Linked DNA regions of Homo sapiens: region 2 is linked to region 1. The links are chromatin loops, found by intact Hi-C in ENCODE. Cell type or tissue: heart left ventricle. All regions are shown on one strand. Each heading gives the region's core, and the rest is flanking DNA. Links, peaks and the distances in the headings are about the cores only. Region 1 overlaps SLX4 (SLX4 structure-specific endonuclease subunit). Region 2 overlaps NLRC3 (NLR family CARD domain containing 3).

Region 1 (11,724 bases), core at 1,818-9,817:
GCTTGCTATCCGAGGACACCTTCATGCAAAGCAAACCCGCACACCCTGTCTCACCACCACTCCACCAGGGAGGTAAGAGAAGAGCAAAACAGACAGTTCACCCAGAGGATTCACTCGCTGTGGGCAGACAGCTCTGTCTTTGGTTAAAGTGGAAGGAAAATCATGACAGAGTTGTCTACACCACATTGACCTTTGAGAAAAAATGAAAGCGCCCAGAGGCTGCGTGTTCTCCCACCAGGTCAGAGCTGCCGTCGCGGCGGCACAAGAGCCAGTCCATGGCAGCCTCAGCCGCGGGGAGGGGAGGCCCGGGAGGGCAGGGCTGGCCCTAGAGTCCCACCCAGCATCTCACCTGCAGTCCCTTCCGAGCCAGCCAGGCCCCCACTGCCGGGCCACGGGCTGGCGCTCAGTCCCTCCCTCGCCAGGTCCACGAGGTCCTGCAGGGCCTGGTGCTCCCTCTGGCTGGCCGAAGGCGACGGGCCCCTGGAGCCACAGCCTGCAGTGGGGGTGCCGTGGAGAGCGGGTGACCTTCGCTCGCTCAGCTCTGAGTGCTCAGGTGGCACCAGAGGCGGCACGGGCTCCTGCATAAGGCCCTGAAAGAAGCCAGTAAGGAGAGTGACCACGTGGTCACTGTCATTGACGCACACACTGCAGAAGCCATCACATGTGGTATGCACGGCTGGACCTAAAACTACAGAGCAGGATGTGGGCTGTGGGGACAGACTGTCCCCGGGGCTCCAGCCACAGCCTGGAGCAGTCCTGGGATGCTTTTCCCCAGCACTCATGTCAACATGCTCCTCCTCTGTCACGGCCAAGGCCAGGCCTGTGGCATCTGTTTGCACAAAGGCTTGTCAGAGGCCAGGGGGGCCCAGGCCTGCCGCCCTCCTGAAGTCCTCCAAGCTGCCTCAGGCAGCTGCGTACTGACTGTAGGGCTACCTGCCGCACGACTGTCTGGAGTGTGTGCTCCGAATGCCAGTTTCCGGGCTCCATCTGAGGCATTTTGCCAGTTGCCCTGGGACTCTGTTTTTTTTTTTTTTTTCAAGACAGAGTCTCACTTTGTTGCCCAGGCTGGAGTGTAATGGCACGGTCTCGGCTCACTGCAACTTCCGCCTCCCCGGTTCAAGCGATTCTTCTGCCTCAGTCTCCCAAGTAACTGGGATTACAGGTGTGTGCCACCATGCCTGGCTAATTTTTGTATTCTTAGTAGAGATGGGGTTTCACCATATTAGCCAGGCTGGTCTCGAACTCCTGACCTCGTGATCCGCCCACCTCAGCCTCCCAAAGTGCAGGGATTACGGGCGTGAGCCACTGCGCCCGGCCGGGACTCTGCATTTTCAACAAACTCCAGGAACACACTCTGGTGGACACCAAGGGTCCTCCCTGATCCTACCCAGAGTACCATGTAGTTGCTGGACAGAGAAGAAAGCTGCAGCCACCAAGTGCCCCTCTGGCCTCCTCCCGCCTCTGCCTTTCCTTCCTGGACTTTCCATCACCTGGCTGTGGGTACCCAGTGTTGCAGTTCTGGGATTGCCAACCTCCCCCAAAAGCCTATCCATGTGCCTGAGGGGAGGGACTCACCTGGGCAGGCCGCTGGGGCACGAGAGGAGGGACCAGCCTGGCCGTGTAGAAGTCCTCCATGGCCCAGGCCCCAGTCAGTGCGCTGCCCTCCCACAGAAAGCTCTGCTTGCGTTCAGGTGGAGGAGGACACTGGCCCGCTCTTTCCCACCCTTCCTTTAAAATCCTGCTGGCAGGAAGTGGTGGCGTGCTAGACAATTCCACTTCCTCAGAGAGGAGCAGGGCCACACGGTCCTCTATCTGTCGGCCTGTGGTTTCAGAGTCCTGGACTAACAACAATGGGGGGGATACCGGGGGTTTCTTCTTGCGACTTTTATTCTCTAGAGAGAAACAAAAGCGACACCATCAACGGTGGAGTCGGTCCACTCACCCGGGACCTGCTGATGGCCTCTCCCAGGGTCACTCTTCTGATCACACAAACCTGCTTCTGGTCTTATCCTCTCAGAAAAGGCACTTTCCAGCCTGAGCGCTGGTACAGCCGCACCCGGCTCCATCTCCGACCGGGACAGAGCCATGGCCACCAGCAGGTCCTCGGACGGTGCCTCGTCCACCTTCCGCCTCTTCCGTGGCTCCTTCTTGCTGGTGGGTCCTCTCCGTTTCAGACCTCTACTGTGATCACTGAAGCTAGAAAACAGCCAAAGAGAAAAGTTACTGGGGCTAGAGGAGTGCACGCTTCTCAGGTTGGTCACACTGGTCTGGAGAGGGCTGGGCCTGAGAGAAAAGTGACGGATGTGGACCTGCCAGGCAGATGCGTCCCCCACTTCCACTGCCTTGTGTGAACTCATTCAATTCCAGGCCAGAAGTTCAACATGGCCCAGGCACAGGAGGGTCTGGGTTCCTTCACGTGCTGCTGTCCAGCAGGCTCATGGCAGATGTACGGAGCCATCTGTGGTACCTGCACATCCTCATGTGGCCAAGCCCATCCAATGGAGTCAACAATCGATGGCTCTGAGCAGGCTCCCTGGACTCCCACCACCTTCACCCATCAATACTTCCGATGCTCCTTACACGGTCCTGGCCACACCGGCAGAAAAGGATCCCTTCCCTCCTGCAAGGGCTCCACGGCAGTGCCTCTGTCCATGGCCAGAAGGAAGGGCTTCCCAGCTTAGGCTGCCGATGGTCAACATTATACCAGCCGCCCCGGGACTCTGCACTTTCAACGGGCAGCAGCTCGTTTGGTTTGGAGGAAATGAACAGGAGTTTCCGGCTGGAGAGAACCTAGGCTGCCTGGGTGACTCCCAATAAGCTGGGCAAGAAGGAGGAGGGCAGAGGTGACAAAGGAACTTAGCACAAACCGGGCCCACCTTCCCTGCAATGCAGTCATGCCTCTGGCTTTTGCAAAAGCTCATGCTCTCCAGGGTGCCAGGGATGGCTCAAGTTCACCTTCCCAGGAACGTGGATAATCACAGCCTCCCAGAGGGAAAGGAGCTGCCTGGGCAGCCTGGGACCCTGCTTCTGTGAAGGGAACACAGACTGTGTTCCCTCCTCACTCCCCAGCAGGCCAGGTTTGGGCTGTGGGGAAAGAATATGAGGCACTCTGGCCGGGGCATGCGTTCTGATGACCACAGGCTTGGCCTTTGGGGAGGGAGGGGTTCAAAGACCCCATGAGGGCATCCAGCTCCTGTAGTTTTCTACTCTGACAACCTTCTAAACGGATCCACATACATCTAGTTTCAGTACTTGGAGGTATTCTAAAGGCAGACATACTTTATCTGAGCAGGTGCTTTTGGCGTGGTCCTGCCAAGAAAGAAACAATGGCTTAGATGACGTCTATTCTAAGGCCTCAAGGCTTGCACCCCTGCCATGCTAAATACAGATGCGCTCCTCCACCAAGAGAATCCCCTCTGCCCTCTGCCATCTCAGCCCCGAGCCAGCTCAGCTGCCCATGACCTGTGTGCAAAGCAGGGGGCGGGACAAACAGCTATCGCCTTTGGCCTTCCCTTTGCTCCTGACAGCGGTCTCAAACCTGGAGGAGTCAAAGGTCCAAGATGCCTTTGTTCACTATGAACCTGGTGTCAGCTCTAGCGTCCTCAGCAGCAGGGCAGCGTGGAGCAGGGCCAGCCCTCTGGCACTTGTGTGGCTGTGGTTTGCATGCTGAGGACTTGTTTCCTGGCTGTGAGCAAGGCAACTCATTTTAACTTTTAAGCATTAATTCATGCAAGATTTTTAAAAAATAGGGTCCTACACTTCTGTTGCACCAACTTTGTTGTTGTTTTTGTTTGTTTTATGAAGACAGGTTCTTGCCCTGTCGCCCAGGCTGGAGTGCAGTGGTGCAATCACAGCTCATTGCAACCTTGGCCTCCCAGGCTCAAGTGATCCTTCCGCCTCAGCCTCCCACGTAGCTGGGACTACAGGTGTGCAGCACCACAGCCAGCTAATTTTTTAATTTTTTGTAGTGATGGGTCTTGCTATGTAGTCCAGGCTGGCCTTGAACTCCTGGGCTCAAGTGATCCTTCCGCCCTGGCCTCCCAAAGTATTGAGATTACAGGTGTAAGCTACCGTGCCTGGCCAATCACCAAATCTGTGAACTGTGCTGAGTAATCTTATGTTAACAGTGTGAAAACTGGACTGTGCTGAGGTGGAAACCATGCTGTCCAACAACGAAATGGATGGAGTAAAGTGACTACCAAATTCTTAGATGTGGTAAAGCAGTAGTCCCCAACCTTTTTGGTACCAGGAACTGGTTTCATGGAAGACAATTTTTCCATGGGACAGGAGTAGGGGAATGGTTTCAGCATCAAAGCATTCCACCTCAGATCATCAGGCTTTAGATTTTCATAAGGAGAGCTCAACCTAGATTCCATGCATGTGCGGCTCACAACAGGGTTTGTGTTCCTGTGAGTCTAATGCCACCACTGATCTGACAGGAGGCGGAGCTCAGGCAGTAAAGCTTGCCTGCCCGCTGCTCACCTCCTGCTGTGTGGCCAGGTTCCTAACAGGCCACAGACCGGTACTGGTCCGAGGCTGGGGGGTTGGGGACCCCTGCACTAGAGGGTACCGACTGTGGGATCATGGGATTGGAAACTCAGGAAGGACCTTGAGGAAAACAGTGCGAAGATCATTTCTGCACCCCCCTAAAGGGGCAGGTCCAGAGCCTTCCAGAATGCAGATTCTGTCCCCTCCTCACTCCCTTCTAGACTGTGCCCGATTTCCGCCCTAAGTGTTTCATTTCCAGAATCAAAGAGGGCTCTTTTTCCCTCCAACACTATAAAAAGCTTTTTTTTTTTTTTTTTTTTTTTTTTTTTGGAGACAGGATCTCACTCTGTCCAGGCTGGAGTGCAGTGGTACGATCTTGGCTCACTGCAACCTCTACCTTCTGGGTTCAAGTGATTCTCCTGCCTCAGCCTCCCAAGTAGCTGGGACTACAGGCATGTGCCACCATGCTAATTTTTGTATTTTTAGTAGAGACGAGATTGTACCATGTCGGCCAGGCTGGTATCGAACTCCTGATCTAAGGTGATCTGCCCACCTTGGCCTCCCAAAGTGCTGCGATTACAGGTGTGAACTACTGCGTCCAGCCCATAAAAAGCTTTTTTAAATAGAAAAAGCCCTGAGTGCACACAGCATTATTTGGCTTGGTTTTCTTCCTTTTCGTCGACTTACCTGAACATGGGTGGGCTGCTGCTACCCTCAGGCTGTGCTGTCTGCAGCCGCACAGCCTGAAGCAGGAGCTGGGGGCCAACCTCCATCTTCACAGCACACTGCTTCAAGTGACTGGTTCTGCTCTTTAAGGTAAGAAACGGTTTCCCACAAATCGGGCACTCAGGGATCTGAGGCACAGAAGGTCTTAGTGTCTTTTCAGCTTCATCCAAGCACCTGAAGGAAAACAGTCAATACAGGAGAACCACCCTCCCCAGGAATGTGGATTGGAGCAAATGTGGGTCCAGGTCAACACAGACGTGCTGTGGTCAAAGCAAGTTCCCCAAAGCCAATCCCCTCTACACAGCCTGGCTCCGTCTCCCGGCAGTCAGCCCCTAGACACTACACTTAGGTATCTGTCAGCAAAGTTGGCTAAAGAAAGCAAGGAAAGATTAAATGCAGTTACATGATGACTTAGAAATTCCACTCCTAAGTAGAGACCCCAAAGAACTGAAAGCAGGTACCCAAACAAATACATGAAACCCATGTTCACGGCAGCTCTATCCACAATCCCAAAGGGTAGAAATGCTCCAAATGTCCGCCAATGGACGAAAGGATAAACCATGGTCATATTCCTCATCTAAGAATGGGAAAAACACAGTCTAGCCATACAATGAGATACTGCTCAGCCATAAAAAGGAATGAAGCCTGCTCCATGCTACAACATGGATGAACCTCAAAAACAACATATTAAGTCAAAGAAGGCAGACACAAAAGGACAACTGTGCAATTTCAGAATCGGCAAATCCATCCAGACAGAATGTTGATTAGTGGTTGTCAGGGGAGAGAGGGGCAATAGGGAGTGGCTGCCAATGGGTGTGGGGATTCTTTTGGGGGTGATGAAAATAATCCAGAAGTGATTGTGGTGACAGTTGCCCAACTGTGTGAATATCCCAAAAGTAGTGATTTGTTCAGTTTAAATGGGTGAACTATATGTTCTGTGAATTGTATCTCAACGAAGTTATTTTTAAAAAGGGGTAGGTTGACAACAAAGCTGAGGTGCTGTTGTCATGGTAAGGTGTGGAGATCCGCACTCCAGCCCTGGGGTGCTTGGGGATTCTGGTCACATACACGGGAGAGGCGACGGCCCAAGCTGCCCCCACCTGTTCACATGCTGTTCCCTTCGGGTCACGTTCATGGCTGAGAGGTTCTTTTGACAAATCTGGCAGAAGAACAAACCCTTTTCCTCCAGGCTATCATCATGTGCCGATGCTCCTACCCGTGCAAACTCCTGCTGCAGGGTCAAGGCCACCGCAGCGTCGCTCTCTGGGGCAGGGGGCCCAAGCCCATACACTGTGGAGAAGCACCAAAGATCCGTGAGAATAAACTCCAAAGACAAGCTCACCCTCAGACCTCTGCTCTGTCAGCTCCTGCAGACCATGGGGAGCAGGTGGAACGCAAAGAAACCAGAACCCAGCTCCACTCTGCAGGCTGGTGACTTGGACACTGTCCAGTGAGACTGGGCACTAATCAGCACTCCGGGAACAGCCGTCTCCAACTTTAACATGGATATGCATTACCTGGGAAGCTTGTCGACACTCAGATTCAAATTCAAGGGGTCCAGGTGCAGCCTGAGACTCTCCGCATTTCTAGCAGCCTCCAGGCTTGGCGATGCTGGCAGCACAGGACCACTCTGAGTAGCAAGGACCTAAACTTTCCCACTTCTGCTGAAGTTGGCTACCTCGGGCATTGCAAGTTCACAAGGCTCATATTCCAACAAAGCTAGATGTTCTCTTCAAAACTCACCCTTTCCTGCTGACCTTTTACTGCCCATGATAAAACCAGGGCAGAGTGAAATGCCTTTGGCGTTTAAAAGGCAGCATCTCTTACTTAGCATCAGACTCAAGAATGGACTGATTCTGGTCTTGAGATGGCTCCCAGGGTGGCCCATCTGATATTGCTGGAGCAGACCCCTGTCACTCACAAGGGATATGCCCTGAACGCCTCATAAATCCCCAAGTTCTTCATGGCTGTGGCCTACCAGTGCCTGCCACTGAGGCCAGCAAAACAGCACACCTTCATTTTGGTGCCCTGTTTTGTTTGTTTGTTTGTTTTTGAGATGGAGTCTCACACTCTGTCGCCAGGCTGGAGTGCAACGACGCGATCTCAGCTCACTGCAACCTCTGCCTCCCGGGTCCAAGCGATTCTCCTGCCTCAGCCTCCTGAGTAGCTGGGATTACAGGTGCCCACCACACCTGGCTAATTTTTAGTAGAGACAGGGCTTCACCATGTTGGCCAGGGTGGTCCTGAATTCCTGACCTCAGGTGATCTGCCCGCCTTGGCCTCCCCAAAGTGCTGGGATTACAGGCGTGAGCCACCGCGTCCAGCCTGGTTTGGTTTCTTAACAAACAAATGGTTTATCTCTTTCTGAGCACTTGCTGGGTGTGATGTGAAGATACAGAGAGAACTGAGTCAAATGCTGGGCAGGGGCGGAGCTCACACCAGCTGGGTGCCTCCTCTGCAACTCACATGTGCGTCCAGGACTGATGCCTCGGCAGGACATCAAATCACTGCCTGCTGTGGACCCTGGGGTGGCCTGAGACTCCTCCGTGCTACTGCAGTGAAATCTGCAATGCAATGCCAAGATCCTGCATACTTATTAGCTGTAGGTCTGCCGATAATGGTTTCTTCCTATTTCTTTTCCTTTTGTATATTTTCATCAGAGATGAGAATCCATATTGTTTTGGGGATGGAGAACAGGAGCACCTGGCATTATTACGCTTATTGGGCCGGTGCCACACCAAGTACACAGCAGCTATGGGGCACTGTCGCCACCCTGTCTCACCTGCAGCCAATGAGCCTCTAATCTACTCAGAGTGGGGCAACCCAATGGTTAGAGGAAGGAGTTAACGATCCCATAAAGAAATAAATCCAGAAAGTGGGAAATCTTATAATACAATTAGCCTAGCCTCTTCAAAAACTCAGTGTCATAGGGCTGGGTGTGGTGGTTCACACCTGTAATCCTAGCACTTTGGGAGGCTGAGGAGGGCAGATCCCCTGAGCTCAGGAGTTCAAGACCAGCCTGGGCAACATGGTGAAACCCCATTTCTAGTAAAAATACAAAAAAATTAGCCGGGTGTGGTGGTGGGTGCTTGTAATCCCAGCTACTCAGGAGGCCGAGGCACGAGAATAGCTTGAACCTGGGAGGCAGAGGTTGCAGTGAACCGAGATTGTGCCACTGCACTCTAGCCAAGCCTCTGTCAAAAAAAAAAAAAAAAAAAGTCAGTGTCATGGAAAACAAAAGGAAATGGGGGACTATTCTAGAATCTAGACCTTAGGATACTGCTGAGCTACAGCAATATGCAGTGTGTGAACTTACTGAATCCTTGTTCAGAAAAAAAAGAAACCAGCTACAAAAAATAACCTTGAGACAACCAGGGAAATTTGAGTTTGAACTGGACGCCAGGCACTATTATGGAATTAAGCGTGCTAATGGTATTGTGGTTATGCAGCAGAATCTAGGGGTAAAGGATCCTAATGTCTATAATTTACCTTCAGATAATATGGAAGAAAAATATGTACGCTTGGCTAGGCACGGTGGCTCACGTCTGTAATCCCAGCACTTTGGGAGACTGAGGTGGACAGATCACAAGGTCAGGAGTTCCAGAACAGCCTGGCCGGCATGGTGAAACCCCAACTCTACTAAAAATACAAAAATTAGCTGGACGTGGTGGTGCATGCCTGTAGTCCCAGCTTCCTGGAAGCTGAGGCAGGAGAATGGCTTGAACCCAGGAGGTGGAGTTTGCAGTGAGCCGAGATTGCGCCACTGCACCCCAACCTGGGAGACAGACCAAGACTCCATCTCAAAAAAAAAAAAAAATGTATATTTATAAAGACATAAACAAATGGCCAAATGTTAACATTTGTTAAATCTAGATTGAGGTATAGGGGATTAGGGGATTCATTGTAATTTTTTTTTTTTTTTTTTTGAGACAGGGTCTCACTCTGTTGCCCTGGAGTGCAATGATGCAATCACAGCTCACTGCAGCTCAACGTCCTGGGCTCAAGCAATCCTCCCACCTCAGCCTCCCGAGTAGCTGGGACTACAGTTGTGCACCATCATGCCCAGCTAATTAAAAAAAAATTTTTTTTTGAGTCAGAGTCTTGCTCTGTTGCCCAGGCTGGAGTGCAGTGGTGCAATCTCGGCTCACTGCAAGCTCTGTCTCCCAGGTTCACGCCATTCTCCTGCCTCAGCCTCCCGAGTAGCTGGGACTACAGGCACCCACCACCATACCTTGCTAATTTTTTGTATTTTTCATAGAGATGGGGTTTCACTGTGTTAGCCAGGATGGTCTCAATCTCCTGACCTTGTGATCTGCGCACCTCGGCCTCCCAAAGTGCTGGCATTACAGGCGTGAGCCACCACGCCTGGCCCCTAAAATTTTTTTGTAGAGATGGGGGTCTCACTATGTTGTCCAGGCTGGTCTCGAACTTGTGACCTCAAGTAGTCCTCCTGCCTTGGCCTCCCAAAGTTTTGGGATTATAGGCATGAGCCATCATGCCTGGCTTCATTGTAATTAAAACAACAACAACAAAAAAACCTTTTCTGAAAGGAAGAGTTCTTTGTGAATACTGAGGGTTATCTTTTTAAAAGGAAAAAACTGAAAGGGAAAGCTTTCATAATAAAAAGTCATAATTTTTAAAAAAAGGAGGCCAGGCACAGTGGCTCACGCCTGTAATCCCAGCACTTTGGGAGGCCAAGGCGGGTGGATCACGAGGTCAGGAGATCGAGACCATCCTGGCTAACAAGGTGAAACCTTGTCTCTACTAAAAATACAAAAAATTAGCCAGGCGTGGTGGTGGGAGCCTGTAGTCCCAGCTACTCGGGAGGCTGAGGCAGGAGAATGGCGTGAACCTGGGAGGTGGAGCTTGCAGTGAGCTAATATCGTGCCACTGCACTCCAGCCTGGGTGACGGAGCGAGACTCCATCTCAAAAAAAAAAAAAAAAAAAAAAAAGGAAGAGGGCCAGGTGCAATGGTTCACGCCTGTAATCCCAGCACTTTGGGGAGCTGAGGTAGGCAGATCACTTGAGGTCAGGAGTTCGAGACCAGCCTGGCCAACTTGGCGAAACCCTGTCTCTACTAAAAATACAAAAATTGGCCAGGTGTGGTGGCACACGTCTGTAATCCCACTGGCTGGGGCAAGATAATTGCTTGAACCTGGGAGGCGGAGGTTGCAGTGAGCTGAGATCATGTCACTGCACTCCAGCCTGGGTGACAGAGCAAGGCTCTGTCTCAGAAAAAAAAACAAAACGGTACCTTATCAAGGAAGCTAGGTGGGAAATGATCCCAGAGACTCTTCATTCTCTGGCTGGATCCAGTGAAGTGGCAAAGGTAAAACATCAAGCAGAGAGCCTATCCACAGAAGAAACTCAACAAATGCTGATTCCTTCCCGCCTCCCTTCCTCAGAGTTGTATTAACTTATCTCTGTGTGGAAGACAGAAACACACTCATCATACCATTCCCCGCCATCATCTCCTCTTGAGGATCCTTTGGGACATTTTCTTCCCGCGCAGCCTCGAGGGAGCACTCTTCTGAAGCGTGTCTCAAACGCTCGGGGTCTGCTCTCTTGAACTGCTGCATTCGCTGTAGGACCAATTGTGCTGTGCGGGGTTTGGAGGGACTTGGCACTGCTGTTGTCAAACAGGAAGGAGGAGGCTGGGAGTCGCTGTTGGGCACATTCTCTGGCAAGGAGGAAAATATTCACAACCATCTGTTGTAGCTGGAGAAATAAAAGACTTTTCTACCAGATACAGGTTAGACGCAAGTTTCAAGAGTCCTTTATCAACTAGTTTAGGTTTGACTCACAAATGTGAAGAGGACTGGTTGCTTGTTGGTAACCTCTTTGTTTATGGCAATATAGACATAAATATCAATAACAGGAGGGGAATGGGATGTGACTGCTAATGAGCATGGGGTTTATTTTTAGGATGATAAAACTGTTCTAACGTTAGGTAGTGGTGGTGGTTGGACAAGTCTGTGAATATACTAAAAACCACTGAACCATACCCTTTTAAATGGTGAATTTTATGGAATATCAATTATACCCCAATAAAGCTATTATTAAAGAAATATTAATGACAAAGGTTTATGTCCTAGATCAGTTCTTCTTTAACTTGGGATCCACGGATGATCTTCAGTGGGGATCCATGAACCCCATGAAGTTGTGTGCCAGTTTTGCAGATACGCGCATGGATACGTGTTTTGGGGGAACCATGCATAGATTTCATCCGACTGGCAAAGAGCACGAGAGACCAGTAAAGTTGGTGAGGCAACACTGCTGATGCCTTCCAGTAGTCTATGCGACCTGAGACTCTACCACCACTCTACTGAGAGGTTATTAAGATCAGGAAGTGAGGGCAAAGGAAATTTAGAAACAGAACTCAGGAGCTCAGAGAGCCCATGGTGTATTATATATGCAAGGGTAGTTTTCAGTTTTGCATGAAGAATGTGTAGTAAGCATATAGCTCAGTATACCAAGGGCAGCAGGGCAAGAAAACTGCTTTAAACAGT
Region 2 (11,724 bases), core at 1,148-9,147, 53 kb before region 1:
GAGAACAAGATCAGCCCCCCTGGGACCCATAAACCAGGCCTCTAGACGTGTTCAGCCTGGCAAGGCCAACCCGGAGAGGAGGGCAAATGATAGCGACTCCCAGGGAAAGGCATGAAGTGGGGCTGGGAAACTGGTATACTTGCACTGAAATGAAGATCACCAGGATGATTTGTGAGTTGTCTGTAAACTTTGTCCCCATATCTATTCATTGAGAATTCATTGATTTCTTTGGGCTAAAGACCATAGATGGAGACTGGAATACTTACTCGAGAATCTCCAAGGTTCTGTTCACAGCCAAGGCTTCCCCTAGCACCTGGGCGCCTGAAGCACCAATTGAGGCCACCTGGAGACTGGGGCGGAGAGGGTGCCGTCAGTGTGAGCCGGCTGGGCCCACCTCCCTCCGCATACTCCGTTCCCTTTCACCACCCCTTGACTCAGGATGGAAAGTGGAGAAACAGCACTGAGAATGGTTGGCCAGCGCTGTGTCTAGGCACTCCATCTCCTACCTACACTGTCTGTTGCCTAAGACAGAGATCTGGATGCTAAGGAGATGAGAAATAGAGGCTGTCCCTGGAAGGGCTCGGGGAGAATGCTCCCTGTACCTCCTCATTACTACTCTCTAGGTGTTTGAGCCCCCAACTGCTAATATCATATTTCCTATATTAGGAAAATCAAACACACCTTCCTTGACTTGTAAACAAAAATAACGTCCAGGCCAGGTGTGGTGGCTCACACCTGTAATCCCAGCACTTTGGGAGGCTGAGGTGGGCAGATCACCTGAAGTCAGGAGTTTGAGACCAGCCTGGCCAATATGGTGAAACCCCGTCTCTACTAAAAATACAAAAATTAGGCTGGGTGTGGTGGTGCACGCCTGTTATCCCAACTACTGTATGGGAGGCTGAGGCTTGAGAATCACTTGAACCCAGGAGGTGGAGGTTACAGTTAGCTGAGATTATGTCACTGCACTCCAGCCTGGGTGGCAGAGCAAGACTCTTGTCTCGAGGAAAAAAAAAAAAAAAAAGACCTCTAACGTGAAAGGATGGCGAAGGGACCGGTTTCCTGACTGCTGCGCACATCTAGGACTTACTAGAGAGCAGTGAGGGCTGTGTTGACCTTCAGTGCACGGGCCACCGCACACGCTCCGTCATCCCCGATGGCGTTCTCCTGTAAACTAGACACAGAGTATGACCCCTTTGGGTGCACGGGGCACAGGGAGCATTCTAGCAAGGCCCTGCCGCACTTGGACCTGCCAGGTTTAACCGACTACACACACCATAGACACTCCCAGGGTTTCCTGGGGATAACTGCCCTTCCTCCACAGGCCCTGCAGCCCGCCGCCTCATACTAAGCACACAGAGGCGTCTGGGGCCTGCATGAGTCTGAACCGCCAGAGGCAAGCAGGAAATGGGACATATAGAGTGACTGTCAGCAGGGGCTTGGGACCCAAAAGGGGATGCTTTTCACAGCCAACCAGAAAATGAACTTAAAGCCCTCAATCCCTGAGCCATTCTTGTTTGTCTTGTTTTCTCTTGAGACAGGGTCTCACTCTGCCACCCAGGCTGGAATGCAGTGGTGAGATCACGGCTCACTGCAGCCTCAACCTCCCAGGCTCAAGCGATCCTCCCACCTCAGCCTCCCGAGGAGACTAAAGTACTTAACTAGAGACGGGGACTACAGGCACATGCCCCCATGCCCGGCTAATGTTTTTATTCTTTTATAGAGATGGGGTCTCACTATGTTGCTCAGGCTGGTCCTGAACTCCTGGGCTCAAGCAGTCCTCCCACCTTGGCATCCCAAATTGCTGGCATTACAGGCAGGAGCCACCACGCCCAACCTCCTTGGCCATTCTTGCTAATTAGGGCTTTGTGTCATTTTTTCCCCTTCTAAGTTGGAGGGAACTAGCAGGCCCTGGTGCAGTGAGTGACTGAGTTTAGCTCAAGCGCACACTGGTATGTTCAAGGCCAAGAGCTGTTTGCATTCATTATTTTAACAGACATTTGAGTGTGGCCGGGCGCAGTGGCTCACACCTTTAATCCCAGCACTTTGGGAGGCTGAGGTGGGTGGATCACTTGAGGTCAGGAGTTCGAGACCAGCCTGGCCAACATGGTGAAACCCCGTCTCCACTAAAAATACGAAAATTAGGCTGGGTGGGTGTATTTTTAGTAGAGACAGGGTTCTCTGTCTCTACTAAATTAGCTGGGAGTGGTGGAGGGCACCTGTAGTCCCAGCTACTGGGGAGGCTGATGCAGGAGAATCACTTGAACCCAGGAGGTGGAGGTTGCAGTAAGCCGAGATCCCGCCACTGCACTCCAGCCTGGGCGACAGAGTTAGACTCCGTCTCAAAAAATTAAAATGAAAAAAAAAATAAGAAAGACAACATTTGAGTGTGTCTCATGTGCTAGGTGTTGTATAAGGCAGCAGGCCTGAGTCCCCCTCTCGAAGCTCAGGTGGGAAGACATGATTAAATGAGCAGGTACAACAGGCCAAGTGCAGGCTGCAGGGAAAAGCAAGCAGCATCTCCCACCCCAGGGTGTCAACAGAAGGCTCCCAGAAGAAATAGGTCAAAACCCGAACCCAAAGTGGGGAGTGTGCCTGGCTCAGCTAAGGAACCCAAACGAATTGAATTCCTGGGGAAGTGAGAAATGAGTCCAGGGAGGGACAAAGGAAGCAGATTTTAGGGGTCCCAGAAGCCACCCTGAGGGGCTGTGTGTACTTTACTCTGCAGGCCCTGGGCAACCATTCAAGGATGGCACCCAAGATGGGACAGAGCTGCTCTGGAAAGGTCTCTGGCCAGCAGTGTGAGAGGATGGACTGAGGTGGAGGCTACCACAGGGATGGAGGTGAGTGGTGCCGATGGCCTGGGCAGGGGCAGTGGACGCAGAGGGAATCGAGTGGATGGCAGGGACACAGAGGGGACCGACCCAACAGGACTTGACAATGAATAGGAAGCAGGAGGTGGGTAGGCACAGTGCCTCACACCTGTAATCCTAGGACTTTGGGAGGCCAAGGTGGGAGGATCGCTTGAGCCCAGGAGTTCAAGACTAGCCTGGGCAACATGGTGAGGCCCCATCTCTTTAAAAAAAATTGTAAATATTACTTTAAAAAATAAGTTATATGCTGGATGTGGTGGTTTGCACCTGTAATCCCAGCACTTTGGGAGGCCAAGGTGGAAGGATCACTTAAAGGTCAGGAGTTCGAGACCAGCCTGACCAACATAGTGAAACCCCGTCTCTATTAAAAAAAAAAAAAAAAGCTGGGCGTGGTGTTGGGCACCTGTAATCCCAGCTACTCGGGAGGCTAAGGCAGGAGAATCGCTTGGACCTGGGAGGCAGAGGTTGCAGTGAGCCGAGATCACGCCTCTGCACTCCAGCCTGGGCAACAGAGCGAGACTCCATCTCAAAAATAAAATAAAAGTTATAGAAAAGGAAGTGGGAGGTGAGAGTGAAGGTCTTGTTTCTAGCTTGCACAGTTGGTTCCATTCACAAGATGGGGAGCCAAGAAGCAGGTTTTCAGGAGAGAGAATGCAGGGACCCTGCACCCGAGCAAGATCCCGAAGGGAGGTACAGAGGGGGTGTGGACGCGCAGGTCTAGGGTTGAGGAGAGAGGGCTGGGACACGGACGTGGGAGTCGTTGGGACTTTGAAGATCACTGGAGCCCAGGGAAAGGAAAAGAGCTCCAGGAAAAGAGACGCCAGGCAAGCGAAGATGACATAGGACGATCCCTGAGGAGCCCTGCGCAGAAGAGCCAAACAGAAGAAAAGAGGACGAGGCCCAGACAGAGGGGACATCCTGGAAGCTGAAGGAGAAGAAATGGTCAGGGAGAAAGGCCGATGAGGCTCCAAGGGTTAAACCTAGAGTTCCCTCACGCCCCAGCGACTCCACTCCCAGGTATATCCAGCCAGGAGAAGGAAAGCTCACGTCCACACAGAAACTGGTGCACAAAGGTCCACAGCAGCACCGTTCCTAACAGCCAAGTAGGAACAACCCAACGTCCGTCAGCTGATGAATGGAGAAATGAAACCTGTGTACCCATACAATGGATATCATTCAGCCTTACAAAGGAACTAAGTATTGAGACAGGCTACAATGTGGATGAACCTTGAAAATCTGACACCAAATGAAAGACACCAGCCACAAAAGGCCACGTGTCGTATGATTCTATTTTTGGCCACGTATCGCACAATTCCATTTATATGCGGTGTCCAGGGTAGGAAGATCATGGAGATGGTAGATTAGTGGTTGCCAGGGTTGGGGGAAAGGGAGAATGGGTAGTGAGTGCTAACGGGGTGATGGAAATGTTGTAAAATTGATTGTGATGATTGCATCACCGAATACACTAGAAACCAGTGAATTGTATACTAAGTGGGTGGATCTTCTGGCGTGAAGATTATATCTCAATCAAGCTGTCATATATCTATGTATATATGTGTATGTACATATATGTATGTGTATATATGTATATGTGTATATATGTGTGTGTATATGTGTGTGTGTGTATGTATATATATGTGTGTATATATATATATTTTTTAACAGGGTCTCACTCTGTCGCCCAGGCTGGAGTGCAGTGACGCGATCTCTGCTCACTGCAACCTGTGCCTCCTGAGTTTAAGCGATTCTCCTGCCTCAGCCTCCCGAGTAGCTGGGATTACAGGCATGTGCCACCATGCCCGGCTAATTTTTGTATTTATAGTAGAGATGGGATTTCGCCATGTTGGCCAGGCTCATCTTGAACTCCTGACACCTCAGATGATCCACATGCCTCAGCCTCCCAAAGTGCTGGGATTACAGGCGTGAGCCAACGCACCCGGCCAATATATTTAAAAGGCAGACAAGGACTGAAACATGCCAGCTGGCCTTAGGGAAGAGGAGTGCCAGGGGTCACTGGATTGAGCCTCTGCCTGATGGGTACCAGGTTTTCAGATTCCCCTGTCCTCAACAGCCCCCGCCCTGCAGCCCCTGGGCAGGCCAACTTACTCTAAGCTGGTGAGGCTCCTGTTGAGCTGTAGTGCTTGTCCCAGGGCCTGGGCAGCGCCGGCCTGGATGAAGTTCCACTGCAGGCTGGGCAGACACAGACACATGTGACTATGTGACTATGTGACTATGTGGCCCTGGGGCAGAGCCAAGGAGGCTCTGATGGCAGGAGGTGGAATCCCTGCAGGATGTGGCAGGAGAATTCCTGCAACCCCTGCCCAGACTTAGTTCTCAGAGGGTCACATGTACTCCCTGGTTAGCCGTGGCCAGAGGGCCGGGGAATAAGCCAGAAAAGACACCTCCAAATGGCCTCTGCCTGGAGGCCCAGCTGTGACCACCTCTTAACACATGTCTGTCTGTGGGTCAGGAGAGCACAGGATGGGGCACAGTCTGCTGGCAGCAGGCTAGCCCGGGCAGCCCCTGAGACCTTTGCAGGGGGTGTCCCCAAACCAGGTGTGGCCTGTGCATCGTTGGTTTGGGTGGAGCCCGGCAGCTCTGCAGAAGGGGAACAGAGCAGGGTGGAGAGCTGCAGACTCACTGAAGGGAGGTGAGGGTGCGGTTTTCTCTCACTGCCACTGCGATGGCCCGGGCACCCTGGTCGTGGAGGAGGTTGGCTGTCAGGCTAGGAGGAAGGGAACAGGAGCAAGTGAGCCGGGGGCCGGCTGTGAAGCCTCCGGTCCTTGGTCACCAGGGATTCCAGGGCTTGATACCAGATCACCCAGCCAGCACGAGGGGGTGCTTCCTGGGGATACGTTGCCCAATGGCATGGTAACATCCTCATCCATCCCCACCAGGTGAAGCAGACGGCGTCACACTAGCCTCACCCTCGTGCAGTTTACACTATGAGAGTGGGGGACTTGCCACCCGATGTCAGGTCTCCTGGCTGCACCCTCCCCAGCCAGCTCCTTCTCCAACCCTGTGACGTGGCGAGGGTGCCCGTCAGCCCAGGCTCGGTGTGGGTGTGGTCATGGCATGAACAGCCTGTGGAGTCACAGGCCCCCACCACGTACTCCAGGTTCTTCAGGGTGCTGTTGGCGCAGAGGGCATGAGCGATGGCCTGGGCTCCCTCGGGACTGATGGAGTTTTCTCGAAGGCTGAAAAAAAAGGAAAGACCTGAGCTTCTGACCGGGCAGATGAGGTGTCTGGCAAAGCCAAGCCCAGGTGTTTAGGCTTCTTGAAGCCCAAGAAACTGCAGGCGGGGGACCTAGAGTTCTGCATAGTCTGGGCTGAGGTGTGAAGGAGCCAGTGCTAGTGAGCCAGTGCTGGGCCAGCCAGGTGCCCCCACTTTAGGACCATCCGCAGTACAGGGAGAGGACAGGATGACAGGGCCCCAGAGGTGCGAGGGGACAGGTGGCTCAGCGTGCATCTGGGAAGGGAGCGGCAGAATGGGCCACTGCGGGCAGCAGCTATCCCCTGCACCCCAAGAGAGCAGGAAAAGGGCCAGGCTGCCAGGAAGGCTTCCCCAGCCATAGATTTCCCTGAGACAGGCTTCCCAGTGCCAAGTCCCTGCAGACAGGTGCCTCGTCAAAGAAACGCCCTGTTTGGAGAGGGTGGCCAGGACTTACCTGAGGCTGAGGAGGGTCTGGTTGGTGCAGAGGGCCCCCATCAGTGCTGCCACTCCTGCGTCACTGATGGAATTGCTCTGCAGGCTGCGGAAAGAGGAGGCGCCCTGGGTGTGGCTGTCCCAGGACCCAGAGGGAGCTGCCCTGTCCCAGTCTGGGACAGCAGGCACTGGGCTCAACAGGGAGTTGGGGGCTCCAGGGACAGTGGTGGCCACACTGCTTCTCTTCTCATCTCTCTTTCCTCTCCCAGCCCCCCACCTTCTAGCCTCTGCCAGGTCAGGGCAGGTGGGTTCAGCACAACAAACCCCCAAATGTAGACCCTGCCTTGATGTGGGTGGCCCCAGACAGCCTCAGAGCAGGGTGTGTTGGGTCTGCAGCCCCCAGAGGGAGTGGCGCAGCAGGCTCCCCAAGTGTGGGTGTAGCGCTGAGCTCTCCTTTCCCCTACCAAAGCTGCTGCAGCTGACTCCCTCTCCAGCCACCCATGCTGGCTTCTCAAGGACACTTGGAGCTCATCATTCCAAACACTCCAGACCCTACCCCAGCCCCCACTGTCTAGGGAAATGGAGCTGGTGGGGCAGGGGCTACTGAGGACAGTGTGTGCCCAGGGTTAGTGTTGGCAGGGAAATGGCCCTGGGGGACAGCCATTTTTCAGGACTGCCGGCCCACTATCTACTGGAAAGAGAACCCAGGGGGAATCGTCACCCTGGCAGGTGGACTCACTCCAGGCTCTCCAGGCCCTGGTTCACCTTCAGGGCCTCAGCCAGGGCCTTGGCACCTCCATCACCAATACTATTACTGGAGAACCTGCAAGAGAAGGGATATGGATGAGCCAGCCTCTGGGAGCTGCCAGGCAGGGCTGGGCAGAGGGATCAGAGTCAGGGAAGCCCTCCTGGGAGGGCTGGCTCTGTTGTCTCAAGGGTGGCCAGTGCACAGTTTGTTCTGCCTGAGGCCTGTTGGCTGTAGTCTCTGCAAGTGACCACCTGTTGTCTGTAAGAAATCAGGATAGCAAAGTCCCTCTTGACTCCCTGGCAAGAAGGGTCAACCCTTCAGTGATAAGTATTTTGGGGGGTTTTTGTGAAGATGGTCAGGAAATGTTTTCTTCTGCCAGCTGGGAAGACAGTAAATGTGAGCCCGAGAAGGTTGGGGTTCACCCAGTCCTGGGAATCTGAGTCTCCATTCTCCTCGGTTAGTGCTTTTGGAGTCCAAAGTCAGCTAACCAGCACTCACACTTCCATCCATCTATCCATCCACTCACTTATTGATTTATCTACTTACCCACCCACTCATTCATAAATCCATCCATTCGTCCATCCATCCACCTACTCACCTACCCACTTACCCATTCATCCATCCACTCATCCATCCACCTACCCATCAGTCCACTTAGCTATCATTTCGTCTGTCCATCCACTCATCCACCCATCCATCCATTTGTCCATCCATCCATCCACTCACCTATTCTCCACTAATTCATTCAGCCATGCCTCCATCCACTCATCTACCCACCCATCCATTCATCTATCCATTCATCCATCCATCCACCCACCCACCCACTCACTCATTCATTCACTCATTCATTCTACCATCCATCTATCCACTCACCCATCCATCCATCCATCCACTCATCCATTTATCCATCCACTCATCCATTCAACCATCCATCCATTCACGTACCCATCCACCTATCCACCCATCCCTCTCTACCCACCCATCCACCCATCTATTCACCCATTCAACCATCCATTTATCTACTCTACTCATTCATTCATTCATCCACATACCCACCCATCCATCCATCCCTCCATCTACCCACTCACCCATTCATCCACTCATTTATTCAACCATCCATCCATCCATCCACCCATCCACCAATCCACCCATCAATGCATCCATTCATCCACTCATCCACCCATCCATCCATCCATCCATCCATCCATTCATTCAACCATCCATCCATCCATTCAACCGTCCATCTATCCATCCATCCTTCCATTCACTCATTCATCCACTCAGTCATTCATCTACTCGTTCATTCAACCATCCATCCATCCATCCATTCACCAGTCCTCTCACCCATCCATCCATCCATCCATCCACTCATTCATTTATCCATTCATTCACCCATCCATCCATCCATCCATCCACCTGCCTACCCATCCACCACTACCCACCCAACCATCCATCCACCCACCCATATACTCATTTAACCATCCATCCATCTATCCACTCATTCATCCATCAGTCCACTCATCCATCCATCCGTCCACTCATCAGTGTATCCCTTCATTCATCCATCCATCCATCCATCCATCCATCCATCCATCCATCCATTTACCTAGCCACCCATCCACCTAGTCACCCATCCATCCATCCACCCACCCATCCATCCATTCACCTATCCATCAATCCATCCATCCATCCTCAGGCTCACAAATATTTGTGCTGGGTTGGGCATTGTGCTGGGCACTGAGGATACTAGTGTGGGCCTTTCATATGTCTCACATGAGCTCTTTCAGACTCCTGTTCTGCTTCAAGGCATCTGCCATCCGCTGGGCTCCCATGGGCCCGATGCTGTTCTTCTGCAGGCTGTGGGAGAAAAGAGAGGGGTCCTTTAGAAAGGCTGGTCACAGCCATTCCCAGGCCAAGGACGGTTCAGGTTCAAGGTCAGGGACAACTAGTGTGCCCTCTACATTTATTGGAGCAGGTGGGGAGGGCGTTCTCCAGATGGGTCTTTGGATTGTTGCCTAAGTGATAATGGACCAACATTATGATGAGGGATAGTAAGGGGTCAGGGCAGCTGAGCCTCCCTTGCAAGGAGCTAGAAAGCAGAGATCAGTAGGTGCTGATAATGCCCAGCAACCTCCCGAATGGGGACCTCCATGGACAAGTCTCTCTGGTGCCTTACCTGCAGTCTGCCTCCCATCTAGACCAGCAGGCTGCCTCCAACCCTAAGAAACCTCCCTAGGGGCCAGGTACGGTGGCTCATGCCTGTGATCCCAGCACCTTGGGAGGCCAAGGTGGGCGGATCACGATGTTAACAGATCGAGACTATCCTGGCCAACATGGTGAAACTCCGTCTCTACTAAAAATAAAAAAATTAGCGGGGCGTGGTGGCATACACCTGTAATCCCAGCAACTTGGGAGGCTGAGGCAGAAGAATCACTTGAACCAGGGAGGCGGAGGTTGCAGTGAGCCGAGATTACGCCACTGCACTCCAGGCGGGCAATAGAGCGAGACTCCGTCTCAAATAAAAAAGAAAAAAGAAACCTCCCTAGGAAGACCCTGGCTTAGGTTCCTCTTCTGAAAAAGCTGCTTCCTCTTGTCCTAAATCTGGTGGAGGGAGACAGCACGGGAGAAACCCTGTCCTCATCCTACAAGGACAGGCAGGCAGGACGTCTCCTGTGTGAGGCTAAATACAAATCCTAAAAAATGTAATTTTCCCTGGTTCCAAAAAGGAAAGAGACTCCTTACCACCCTCATTTTCTCAGAGCACTTCCTGAGAAAACTTGAGGTTGCAAATGCTGCCTCTGTCCCTTTAAGATGTATGTAAATCTTTTTAAAAGCAAAATCAGCCTCTGGCCACTTTCACAGCCTGGGAATGTCTTTCATAAGGGTTTGGAGCCATCTCTTTGAAATGTAAACATTAAGGAACAAAGAGTCCCTCCTTCCCTGCCTTCGGGAATTAGGCTAGGTATCTGGCTTGAAGCTCTAAAGTACCTGCGTGTCATAGAGATAAAAGCTTTACTTTTCCTTTGGATAAAAGCAATTAGGGACCACAAATGGCCACTCCAATTATCTGCTGTATTTAGGATAAACGGCAAATGGTGCTGCCTGGCCCTCTTGCCTGAGGACGAGGGTCCTGTCTGCTTGGCTCTAGAAAAGTGAGCTTTCTGTCTTTACAGTCTCATTGGTGGGTTGCCCCGATGCACCGTGCAGTCAGTTTAATGTTTATCCAATAATTGTTGTATTCTTTCCTACATCTGTGGGTTGGTAGAAGGTATTTTATTTTATATTTTATTATTTTATTTTATATTTTAATTTTATTTTATATTTTAATTTTATTTTTTTTTGACAGAGTCTCGCTGTCGCCCAGGCTGGAGTGCAATGGCACGATCTCAGCTCACTGCACCCTCCGCCTCCCAGGTTCAAGCGATTCTCTCAACTTAGCCTCCCAAGTAGCTGGGACTACAGGCTTGCACCACCATGCCTGGTTAATTTTTTTTTTTTTTTTTTAGTAGAGACGGTGTTTTACTATTTTGGCCCGGCTGGTCTCAAACTCCTGACTTCAAGTGATCCGCCTGCCTTGGCCTCCCAAAGTGCTGGGATTACAGGCATGAGTCCCTGCGCCCAGCCAGGAGGTTTTATTTTTAATTATTTCCCCAACAGCTGCTCTCTCGAAAAGTAATGGGCATCAGGGGCCATCCAGATGGGTCAGAAGGCCTCAGGTCCTAGCCCCATCCATTCTTCCTAGCAGGTAATAGGCAGAGAGGCCCTTGGAGGAGGAGGGAGAAGGGAGAGAAGGGGGAGAGAGGAGATGTGTTCACTCACTGCAGCATGGAGAGGGTCCGGTTGGAGGCCAAGGCCTCAGCCATGGACCTGGCACCATCATCCCTAACGGTGTTGCCCTGGAGGCTGCAGAGACAAGAAGAGGCTCATCACTGATGGAGCAGAAGCTGGAACCCAGGGGTCTGAACTCTCTCTGCAGTGGGGGCACCTCTGTGGAGCAAGGGGTTCTGACCACTACGTGCCCTCACCGCCCACCATGCAGGGAGAGCAGTGGACCCTTTGCACCACTGCCTGGGGCTTAGGTTTTTCTTTGAGTTGCTAAGCATTTGCCTGCTGGCTGGGAACAAGGTGCTTCTGCTCTCTGAATAACCACAACAAAGTCATCAATTGCCCTCATTACAGCTGAAAGACACAGGATCCAAGTGTTGGTGAGAATACAGAGAAACTGCAACCCTCACGCTGCTGGTGGGAATGCAAAATGGTCCGCTGTCTGTGGAATATGGTCTGGCAGGTCCTTAAAAGGTTAAACATGGGTTGACCATGTGACCCAGCAATTCCATTCCTAGGTATATCCTCAAAAGAATTGAAAACAGGCACTGGAAGTCGTATTCACCAATGTTCACAGCAACGATATTCATATAACCAAAAGGTGGAAACAACCCAAATGGCTGTCATTAGGTGAA

Evidence for each region. Peaks named below come from ENCODE experiments on the same cell type or tissue, not always from the same donor. Only the 100,000 strongest peaks of a DNase experiment are listed, where the experiment ranks them.
Region 2: a loop joins it to region 1, with 2.1 times the contacts of the local background. A loop is called at or near these places in 7 of 110 quality-filtered maps.

Annotation. Positions count from the first base shown.
Region 1 is chr16:3,595,804-3,607,527 of GRCh38, forward strand. SLX4 (SLX4 structure-specific endonuclease subunit) reads right to left here. Exons shown (of 15, transcript NM_032444.4): 3 at 10,671-10,895; 4 at 6,315-6,504; 5 at 5,176-5,388; 6 at 1,994-2,196; 7 at 1,576-1,892; 8 at 350-590. Among named protein-coding and RNA genes, the nearest start is that of SLX4, 9.9 kb to the right of the region's middle. In heart left ventricle, for the core only: no CTCF peak of the experiment used is centred there; no DNase peak of the experiment used is centred there.
Region 2 is chr16:3,543,159-3,554,882 of GRCh38, forward strand. It overlaps NLRC3 (NLR family CARD domain containing 3), which reads right to left. Exons shown (of 20, transcript NM_178844.4): 9 at 11,084-11,167; 10 at 9,038-9,121; 11 at 7,256-7,339; 12 at 6,539-6,622; 13 at 5,984-6,067; 14 at 5,512-5,595; 15 at 4,977-5,060; 16 at 1,088-1,171; 17 at 267-350. It overlaps LOC101929732 (a long non-coding RNA gene), which reads left to right. Exons shown (of 4, transcript XR_007064953.1): 2 at 1-2,840. Among named protein-coding and RNA genes, the nearest start is that of NLRC3, 28 kb to the right of the region's middle. RefSeq lists enhancers at 1,265-1,765, 5,175-5,484, 9,670-10,389, 10,390-11,110, 11,111-11,724. In heart left ventricle, for the core only: no CTCF peak of the experiment used is centred there; a DNase peak (open chromatin) is centred at 4,981; H3K27ac peaks cover 1,193 bases.